Regions from separate parts of the Mus musculus genome. Here region 1 is linked to region 2. A link is a loop called in an ENCODE intact Hi-C map of the cell type or tissue named here. Cell type or tissue: heart. All regions are shown on one strand.

What was found. Peaks named below come from ENCODE experiments on the same cell type or tissue, not always from the same donor. Only the 100,000 strongest peaks of a DNase experiment are listed, where the experiment ranks them.
Region 1: a loop joins it to region 2, with 1.9 times the contacts of the local background. A loop is called at or near these places in 1 of 42 quality-filtered maps.

What each region holds. Positions count from the first base shown.
Region 1 is chr7:16,307,024-16,312,023 of GRCm38, reverse strand. Bbc3 (BCL2 binding component 3) reads right to left here and starts at 2,441. Exons shown (of 4, transcript NM_133234.2): 1 at 2,163-2,441. In heart, a CTCF peak has its summit at 1,895 (motif pointing right); DNase peaks (open chromatin) are centred at 423, 1,203, 1,703, 2,523 and 2 weaker places; H3K4me3 peaks cover 3,000 bases; H3K27ac peaks cover 3,439 bases.
Region 2 is chr7:16,450,911-16,455,910 of GRCm38, reverse strand. It overlaps Tmem160 (transmembrane protein 160), which reads right to left and starts at 3,132. Exons shown (of 3, transcript NM_026938.1): 1 at 2,741-3,132; 2 at 1,698-1,790; 3 at 421-750. The coding sequence starts at 2,948. The coding sequence ends at 485. Npas1 (neuronal PAS domain protein 1) reads left to right here. Exons shown (of 12, transcript NM_008718.2): 12 at 1-190. The coding sequence ends at 76. In heart, no CTCF peak of the experiment used is centred here; DNase peaks (open chromatin) are centred at 2,330 and 3,020; H3K4me3 peaks cover 1,721 bases; H3K27ac peaks cover 1,513 bases.

The DNA.
Region 1 (5,000 bases), 140 kb after region 2:
ATGACCCCAGGGACAGCCTGGCCGGGACACATGGTGAGGGGCGCACAGACTGCGTCTGGGGTTTGTAGCAAAACCCACCAGGAAAACTGCCTACTACTCTCAGGGCTTGGGCCAGGGAGAACTTTCTCAACAGAGAAGAGCGCAGAAGGGGTGCTGGGGCTCCCAGGATACACGGTGCTGTCAGAGAACCGTGTGTGTGTGTGTGTGTGTGTGTGTGTGTGTGTGTGTGTGTGTAATGGGAAGACACCAGTGAACTCAGAGAAGTGTCCAACTTTACCGCCCCTCCCGCTCCCCCAGTGAGGTGGCTCACCCAGAAACACATGGGGACACAGACATGCACACACAGCCATCCAGAGCCCTTTCAACATATTTACACCAGTCTCACACTGACCCGCTGCTGACATGCCAGCGCTCACCCGCCCACAATGCAGCCGTCACACACTGAAGCACAACAGACTCAAGTCTTCAACGTGTTTCTCCCGCATACACACAGACAACCCAAAGACACCCCCCTTACTATTCCTTAGCACATGCACCACCATCATCTCAAAACACACCTGAATGTGCACCCCCCCCCAACTTTGAGCTCCTGGGACACAACAGCCACACATAGACACAAGTCATCATATCCAGATACATCATCCCCCCTCGTGTGCGGGGCAGCCACATCGGGAGGCACCAGCCGCAGCTGGTAGAAGCCATAGGTCCAGCCTCTACTCTCAGCCCCAATACACCACAGCCAACTGTCAGCCCCAGAAAACACACACACACACACACACACACACACACACAGAGCCCAGCAGCACACACACCTAATGCAGAGACAGAAAACACTGGCCTCACGTGACTGCTATAAACACTACAGAGAGAGAGCACCACATGACACATAGCCTGGATCACAGAGACAAACCCCTCAGACCCAAAACTCACTCTCACCCCCCCCTCTCTCTTTCTCACACACACACACACACACACACACACACACACACACACTGCATGCAGAGAGAGGGGCTGGCACTGAACCCGCTAGATCCCCCCCACCCCCAAAGCCCTTCATGCTCAGCGTGCCTTGTGTGCCTTTTGCTGCTCAGAAGTCACCCAGCGAGCGATCAGGCACTGGGTGGCATCCCATCCCAAAAGCTGGGTACAGCAGATGCTTGTCTTGGAGACACCCAGAGACAGCACGCGCGCGCGCGCATACACACACACACACACACACACACACACACACACACACACACGCAGCGCACACTTGGGCGAGACCCCTGCACAGCAACACAGCTCACTCAAGCGACACACAAACACAGCTCAAGTGCCCCGGTCGTCCGCACCACCACCACCAACACTACCAGGCAAGCGACAGATACAGATCCCCTTTTCACCCCTTAAGAGCACACGTATACAACTCTGGTTTGGGGGGTGGCCACCCACACCCGTAAACGGACAGGTGCACCCCACCCCGCAGACACGCGGGCAAGGACTCACGCAGACACCCCTCCGGGTGACAAACGCCAACATCTCGGTGTAGGGATACAAACTCGGGAGCCAAACACGAGCACACACACCCAGGCGAGACACCTGCAGATCCACAGCCCCGCACGCGCGGTCCCCGCCGCCCCTCCGCTGTCACAGCCCCCCCCCTCGACGCCGCCACGTGCGCCCGCCCCGCCCGCCCAGCGCGCGCGGGGCCAATAACCGGCTGTTGCTGGGGCGCAGCCCCCGCCCGCGGGAGCCACAGCCTCCGCCGCCCCCTGTCGCCGCCCCCGGCGGGCGCGCGCTCTGGGTGTGGCCGATCCTCGGTGCCACCCCCCACCCCAACCCTCCCGCAGTGGGACTCGGGGGACTCGAGCGAGCCCGGGGCCACGCTCCTCCCAGGTCTCACTAGCCACCAGGGGGCGCGGGCGAGCCCGAACCCCATTGTTTGTAAACAAACCCGCCAGACCGCTGTGGCACCTGTGCGCCCAGACAGGGCGCCCTGAGTCCCAGGTGCTTCCTTCCCGCCCGCCTGGCCCAGCCTTAGTCCCAGTGATGAAAGCTGGGGCACAAGCTGCGGGAATGCAAGGCGACCGTCCTATCGGCCCGTGCACCCCGTCACCTCCTCCAGGGAGCCCTCCGGGCCTTGCCGCTCGTAAGCAGCTTCGGGAATCGGGGTGCTCACTCACCCCGGGGGCATGAACACTCCGGAGAAAGGAGGCGATGGGGTGGCGGGCGGTTGCCTTCTGGAGGGCTCGCCCGCCGAGTGGGTTGCTATTGAGGCACCTTGCTGCTGCTCCTGCTGCTCTAACTGCAGTGACTGCTGCTGCTTCTGGAGTCTTCGTGTCCGGATCACCGCTGCTGCTGCTTGCTTGCTGGTGTCGCCGCCGCCTCCTGGGCTCCCCGCTCGCATGTGGCTCTATGCCGCGTCTCAGGCCTCCCGGCAGATCCCCGGGCCCCGCTCGCTCGGCGGCCGCCCCGCCCCGCCTCTCGCTGGCTCCCACGCCCCGCCCCCGCGTGACGCCAGGGCCCCGCCCGCGGCTGGGGACAAGTCGGGGCTTGCAGTCGGGCGCCGCGCCCCCTACCTCGGCGCGGGGGGTTTCCCGGCAGCCAGAGGGGCGGGGCGAGGCCTGGTCCAGGCAGGAGGAGCAGCGTGGGGACAGCCCAGACCTAGGGTGTCCGGACACACGCTTGACACACTGACACACTGACTGGGACCCACACCCACACCTGAGGAGTACGCTCAGACTAACGGACTGGCACGCCAGGGTGCACTGAGTCAGTGATGACTGAGCCACAGGGACACAAAGTCAGACCAGAGGCACAGATACACATCAGGACAAGGGCCTGGACACACGAGCTCACACAGACCCAGACATCCAGATTATCTTACTTACTGGCTCACTGGGTCACACACAGACAGTGACAACCCAAAACGTAGTTGCACAAACAATATTCAAACAGTCTCCGACGCACAAACCCGTGTCCCCAGATGCCTAGGGCATTCACACTACACTAAAGGCTGACCCCTTCTCAGAACAACTTCCTGGCAGGTTCAGAGGGACACACACTCCAATCCAAATAGCACTCTCAGGCTGACACCCGCAATAGCTGAAGCACAGCCACTAGACTGCACTGGCTGACCCTACAAAACATGCCAGTCACATACAGAAGAAACTGAGCCCAGACCTGTGCTCACAAAGTCACTCCTGAGACAGGTTCCTGCTAAATGGCTTGATGGCGGGTTACACTCGTGAACTTAAACACCTGGCCCGCCTGGCGTAATACCCATCTGGCACTGGACAAATGGGGAAGAGGCAGCCCTGTGCTCCTGGCACAGACATGCCCGGGCAGCCCCCTGCACCCTATTTCATCCTGTCTGTTGTTTCTGTTTCCTTTCCCTTTTCTAAAAGTCATTTATTTCCCTTCCCTTTTGAAACAGTGACCCTTCCTCCTCCCAAGCCGTAGACATCTCTCACGGCACTTGACAGACTCTCTGTCTCACCCAAACTGTCACCAAACTTACTGAGTATATTACTTACCTATGGGTGCCCAGCACTGGGCCCGCTGTGAAAGGGTGTCACACAGCCATGTGAGATAAGACACTTGTTAAAGAAATAAACATAGTCACTTACACCTGTCTTCCCAGCACTTCCAGAGGATAAAGCAGGAATGTGGTTGCAAGGTTGGAGTCTGTCTGAGTTACATAGTGAGTTCCAGGCCCCCCCCTTTTTTTTTTTTTCTTTTTTGGTTTTTCAAGACAGGGTTTCTCTGTGTAGCCCTGGATGTCCTGGAACTCAGTTTGTAGACCAGGCTGGCCTCAAACTCAGAAATCTACCTGCCTTTGCCTCCCAAGTGCTGGGATTAAAGGCATGCACCACCACTGTCCAGCTTGTTTGTTTGTTTGTTTGTTTGTTTGTTTGTTTGAGACAGGGTTTCTGTGTGTAGCCCTGGCTGTCCTGGAACTCACTTTGTAGACCAGGCTGGCCTCGAACTCAGAAATCCTCCTGCCTCTGCCTCCCGAGTGCTGGGATTAAAGGCGTGCGCCACCATGCCCGGCTCTCCAAGCCCATTTTTGAGCACAGCAAGTGATCTTTTTCAAAAAACGAAGCAAGTGGGGGGGGGGGGGAGAACTCAGTGATTAAGAGTGCTTACAGCTCTTCCCAAGGAAGGACCTGTGTTCTGTTCCCAGTACCTACATCTTGTGCCTGGATATGTAACCCTAGCTCCAGGGAATCTGATGCTCCTGGCCTCCTGAGAGACCTGCGTCCGTGTCCACACACTCACGTACACACACACACACACACACACACACACACACATACTCACACACAATTAAATTTAAAATAACCCACAACTGGACAATCTGCAGACAGTGAGAGACCTTGGAGCATTCAGCTGTAAACTGGATGTTTTCATCCAACTCCTTTCCTCGGGGTTCAGGGACCCACGCAGAAGAGGAAGTGGAAAGATCACCAGAGGTGGCAGATGACTCCAAGAAAAGTGTGCTCCGGCTGGGCATGGTGGTGCACGCCTTTAATCCCAGCACTCAGGAGGCAGAGGCAGATGGATTTCTGAGTTCGAGGCCAGCCTGGTCTACAAAGCGAGTTCCAGGACAGCCAGGGGTATACAGAGAAACCCTGTCTCGAAAAACCAAAAAAAAAAAAAAACCTGACAAAATCCCAGCAGTGAGTAGGGTAGGACACAAGGTCCCACCTCTAGTCCAGAAGCTATTTGTAATTGATTCCTTCTCGGGGGAGGGACATCAGTTCTCTCCAGTGGAGTGTCACTGGGCTTCTATACTCCAGGACAGGTCTCAATGCCCCTCTGCTGCCCCCCCTCCCCCCACACACACCAGTAGTTGGTCAACCCAAAACAGACTGCATGGTTTTTTATGTGCTTTTTCCTGAGTTTAGTGTTGGCTTGGTTTGGTCTTTTTGGTTTTCTGTTTGTTTTGATTTTTGGTTTTGGGGTGGTTTTGTTTTGCTAAGACAAAGAGAGAAAGAAAGAACATGAAGTTGGGTGGA
Region 2 (5,000 bases):
AGAGGCCTTTTACCCTACGCTGGGCTTGCCCTATCCGGGGCCCACAGGTACTAGGGTGCAGCGGAAGGGAGACTGAAGACAGTGTAACACCAGAGGGCCAAACCTGAGACACAGATCAAGTCCTGGAGTCATTCTTGAGAATTAAACACCATGCCCTAAGGGGCTCCCTCCCCGGGGATGCTGCCTCTCATGATTGCTTGGCCTTGTTCCTTTGAACTGATTTACTTGTATGTGTGTCCATGTGTGGTATGGTGTGGAAATTAGGTCTCTTCTTCTACCACGCAGGTCCTGAGTATCAAACTCAGGTCGCCAGGCTTAGGAGCAAGTGCCTTTACCCACTGAGCCTCGTCCCCAAAGGTTGCCCTCTTCTCCCCTCCCCACCTCCCCAGATAACAGGAGCTATCACTCAGAGTCTTGAACTGCGGAAGGGTCAGGTTTTAATGTCCCAGTCGTCAGGCCCAGCCAGTCCCCACAGCCCTGTTGTTTACTCAGGGGGTGGCCTGCCCGCTTCATCTGGGCCTTCTGTACTGGCTGCCCCATCATCCTCAGGCACCAGTTCCACGTCCAGTTCCAACTGGCCCATGTAGAGACCTACTGCACAAGCCCAGAGCAGACTGGCAGCCAACACTGCCCCCACACCAGCGGCAGCACCAGCAAGCGACAGTTGCATGGGTCCCCGCAGCGCTGCCAGACCCACCGCATAGGAGGCTCCGCCCCACACCACGCACAGGCCACCCAGCAGGAAGAAGCCTGTGGAAGAAGGAGCAGTAGTCAATAGTTACAGGGTCCAGCGTATCCCAAGGGGCTGACAGGGTGACGGGTGGGGAGGATGAGTCAGTACGAGCACAGGGCGGGACAAGGCTTCTAACGTCAGCTAGTGAGAGGCTGGAGCAGTGCTAGCTAACGGAAGGCTTACTCGGGCTACTGCGACTGCCTCAAAATAACACGGGAAGGGGTGGGGTGGGGGGGGCAGTCCTGGAGAGATGGCTTCAAGGTTAAGAGTACTTGTTGCTCTTTCAGATGGCCTGAGTTCAGTTCCCAGAACCCACATGGTGGCTCACAACCATCTGTACCTCCAGTCCGAGGGGTTCTTGTGCTCTCTTCTGGCTTCATGGGTACCAGGCATGCACATGGTCTCCATATACACATATACACATAAAATAAAAATAAATCTCAAAAAAACAAAAAGGCTGGTGATGTAGTTCAGTGGTCGAGCCCCTGCCTAGAATCCCCCAGTGAGGGACTGGGGGCGTGGCTCAAAGGTAGAGCACTTGGCTAAAAAATTCCAGTGGAAGGATGGCGATGTGTAGCTCAGTGACACAGCACTTAACTAGTAGGCTGCTTTCCTTCCCGTTATAGCAATACATAAACAAACAAACAAACAAATAAAGGCAGACAAGGACTCAAATACATGAGACTTTGTAAAAGGAAGTATGTGAGACTTGGAGGAGAAATTCAATATCCAAAGGGGCTGGTCTGGGGTATAAACAAAGGTGTCCACATAAGTCAAGGCTACTTGGAAACTGTCTGGTGGACTCCTCACAATGCCGATGAAGGAGGTGTAAGAGGAGATGTAACTAGTGAGGCAAGAGAAAATGGAGGGAGTGCTCTCCTTTTCCAACTGTTAGGGTAGGAGGACTCAGAACTGGAGGAAAAGGGGGAGGGGCCCATTTCCCATAGGGATGGTCTGTACTCACCATAGGCAGCTTCCCGGCCCATGTCACTCTGCATGAAGGAGATGACCCCAATGCCGGATGACAGAAGTCCATTTCGGAACCAGGAGAGAAAAGCTGCGGGGAGTTGGGGGATGGAGCTCTGCATCAGCAAGCCCTGCTTCCTAGATCCCCTCTCACCCTATTCAGCCACAAGACAAAAGTATTCTAGATGCGGATCCCTTCCGGGAAGCCCCATGCAAGTCCCATTCCTTTACCCTTCTGTCCCAGACGTTCAAAATCTAGAGCACGAATTGAAGTTTGAGGATAGAAAGTCTTCCCAAGTCTTCCCTTGTGCATCCTGCGGTCTTCCCTCTCTCCCTCAGACCTCTGGGACAAACTTCTCCAGCCTGTCCCTTCCCCTGTGTGGTAACCGCTCCTACCTAGCATGGCCTCATCCTTGCGTCCACACCTCCCCACCACTCAAGTACCTGAGTGCTGCCAAAAGGCTGTTCCCACTACTAGCCCCATTCAACACCAGACCAGCTCCAATCTCTCAACTCATTGCCTCGTTTGAGATTCCTCCCTCTGCAGTCTAGATCACCTCTCCCTCCAATCAGCAGCCACCTTCTCTACCATTGGTTACACGCTGGTCCAATCCGGAACTTCCCCATCTTCTGCGGGTAGCCACACTCTTGTTTTATTCCAAGTGGTCCCCTCTGTCTGTAATCCTAACGGATACCCCTGTCTCAAGCAACTTGTTCCCTCCCAGCTGCCTCTGGAACGGTCTCTCACCTAGGCAGTGTGGTGCTGCCAACTACTTCTTCCTAACCGTAGCCTCCTCCCCACCCCCACTAATCCCTGCTGTACCCCTTTAGCCAGGACCCGAAAGATGGTGTCCTATGCGGCCAGGCTGCAAAATCTCCAACCCCCAACACCGGTTCCCTGCGCTCACATGAGGAAGCTGCCCCCGCTGAGCACAGGCCCTGTTCCCAGCAGATGCTTGCCTTACTCTGGCCACCCACTCCCACGTGCACATTGAAACCCCTCTCCTTGTAGCGCGAACGACCCCGGCCCCTGCCACTGACCTGTCTCATGTGCCTTGCGGAGGAGCCAAGCGTCCGCGCGATCCAGCTCGGACACTGGAGGCGGCGACGCTCCCGCGCGTGGCCCGTGGCCCGGGGCGAAGGACCCGCGCGCGCCCCCGCTGCGGGGCCGCTGAGGAGGCTGCAGAGACCCCCGGAAGCGCAGGCGGGCCAGGCGCGCGACCCGAGCCCACCACCAGCCGCCTCCCATGGCTCGCAATGGGGCCGCGACACCAGCTCCGCCCCACGGGCCTACTGTAGGCTGGAGGTCACATCACTCATGAGGAGCGACACAACCATTGGTGATCTGCCCGCAACTCTATCCCGGAACGCAATACCTATTGGTGTATCTGGCTGTGTCTCCACTTCAGTTATATGTGCCGGTAGTGTGTGACCCACCTTATTTTTATCATCAGACTACAAATCCCAGAGATCAATGTACGGCAGGCAGTTCGACCTGCAGAAGGGTGCGGCGGAATATCTGCTGGGACTTGTAGTTTCAAAAAAGTTAATGCTCTCAACAGCCAGGAAACAAAACTTGTACTAGTTGCTTAGACTAGTTGCAAAACTGTGGTGAACTCACGGAAACAACTACCAGTTACCTCACTAAAGAGGACACATAACTATTTTGTTGTATTCCTCTTCAGTTTTTCTTCTATGCAGATTTTAATAAGATGTCATTTCTGGAAATTCATTCCTGTCTTTACTTAGATTCTTTCCAAAACGTTATTACCGGTACTGGGACTCAAACTTAGTGAGAGTGGCCGAGAGAGTATTTAACAGAAGAGAGACTGCAGAGGAGAAGCAGAGGAGGGGACAGAAGCAACAGACTCAAGACCTGGCAAAGATCTTGATAGCAGCCACAGCCAAACCACGGGACACATAAGAAATGCCTAAAACAGATAGTCTCAGGAGAAGGAGATAAGAGGGAGGGGGCTAAAGATCAAAGGTGCCCCTCCCAAGCCCAGGGCAGCCCTAAAGGTGAAAGGGAACCCAACAACTTGTTTGTAGATAATAAAGTTGAACTTTCTGCCTTGCTAAAACCTGAAGGTAAAGTCTCCTCATCAGTTTATAAGTGACTTTCAGTGGCAACAGAAACAAAAGAAACAACCAAGACCTCTTAGGGGCCCTGAAAAGTTCGGACTATTGTGCCTCCTCTAAGAAGGCTTTACTTTGCTAACTACAGGTGACCTCCCTAGAGCCAGGGGACTCAGGGCCTTGGCATCAGACAATGGCCAATCTGTCACCAATTGCCAGAAGCCGACCCCCACCTTGTGTATACACCAGTGCAGCAATGGCCTCCTGGTTAAAGATGACGCCAGGGTGACTCATTACCAGCCTCTCTTCTTGAATGCCCCAGGATGACTTTTCAGCTGCCCTGCTGCCTGACCCTGACCTTGATCGGTGGGCCTCTGCATGACTGCTCAGATCATATGTGCAGAGCCACTCCGGACAGGAGTATCAACCCACAAAGCTGAACTGGTGGCAGCTCTGACCAAGGCGTTACAGCTGAGAAAAGACAAGAGACACAGATAGCCAGTGTGCCTTTGCTACTGCTGATATCTATGGGACTATTTATATAGAGAGAGGCCTTCTGGCGGCAGAAGGACAGACTAAACTCCGTCCCAGAGGGCAGTGAGACAGCCCAGTGAGTGACCCTAAAAATTGGGCTCCTCATGTCCTTGATTGCCCTAGACCCAGGAAACCTCATACTCTCTGATCAGACAGAAGATGTGATCTGAGCCAAAACCCTGTCCATGTCTCAGTGTCCTAAGAGATGATGGAGGACAGCTAGCTGATCACAAACTAATTGTACCAGAGAAAATGGGTATACGCATACTGAAAAAGATTCAATGTTCTTCACACATAGGATGCCAGAGAATGCAGGACTTAGTCTACCAGTCCCTCATCATAATTAAAGATGCCAGTCTGAAAACAGCTGAAATTGTTAAAAACTGTAAGGGCTGTCGATTGGCTAATATGGTTGCCAATGAGAAGAACCCTGGTATTCAGTACTGCAGCACCAAGCCAGGAGTCTATGAGGAAACGGACTTCATAGAGGTAAAACCAGGACAATTTGGATATAAACACACACACACACACACACACACACACACACACACACACACACACTCACACACACACACTCATATATACACACTCACACACACATACACTCACACACACATATACACACTCACACACACACTCACACATACACACACACACTCACACACATTCACACACACATACACACACTCAC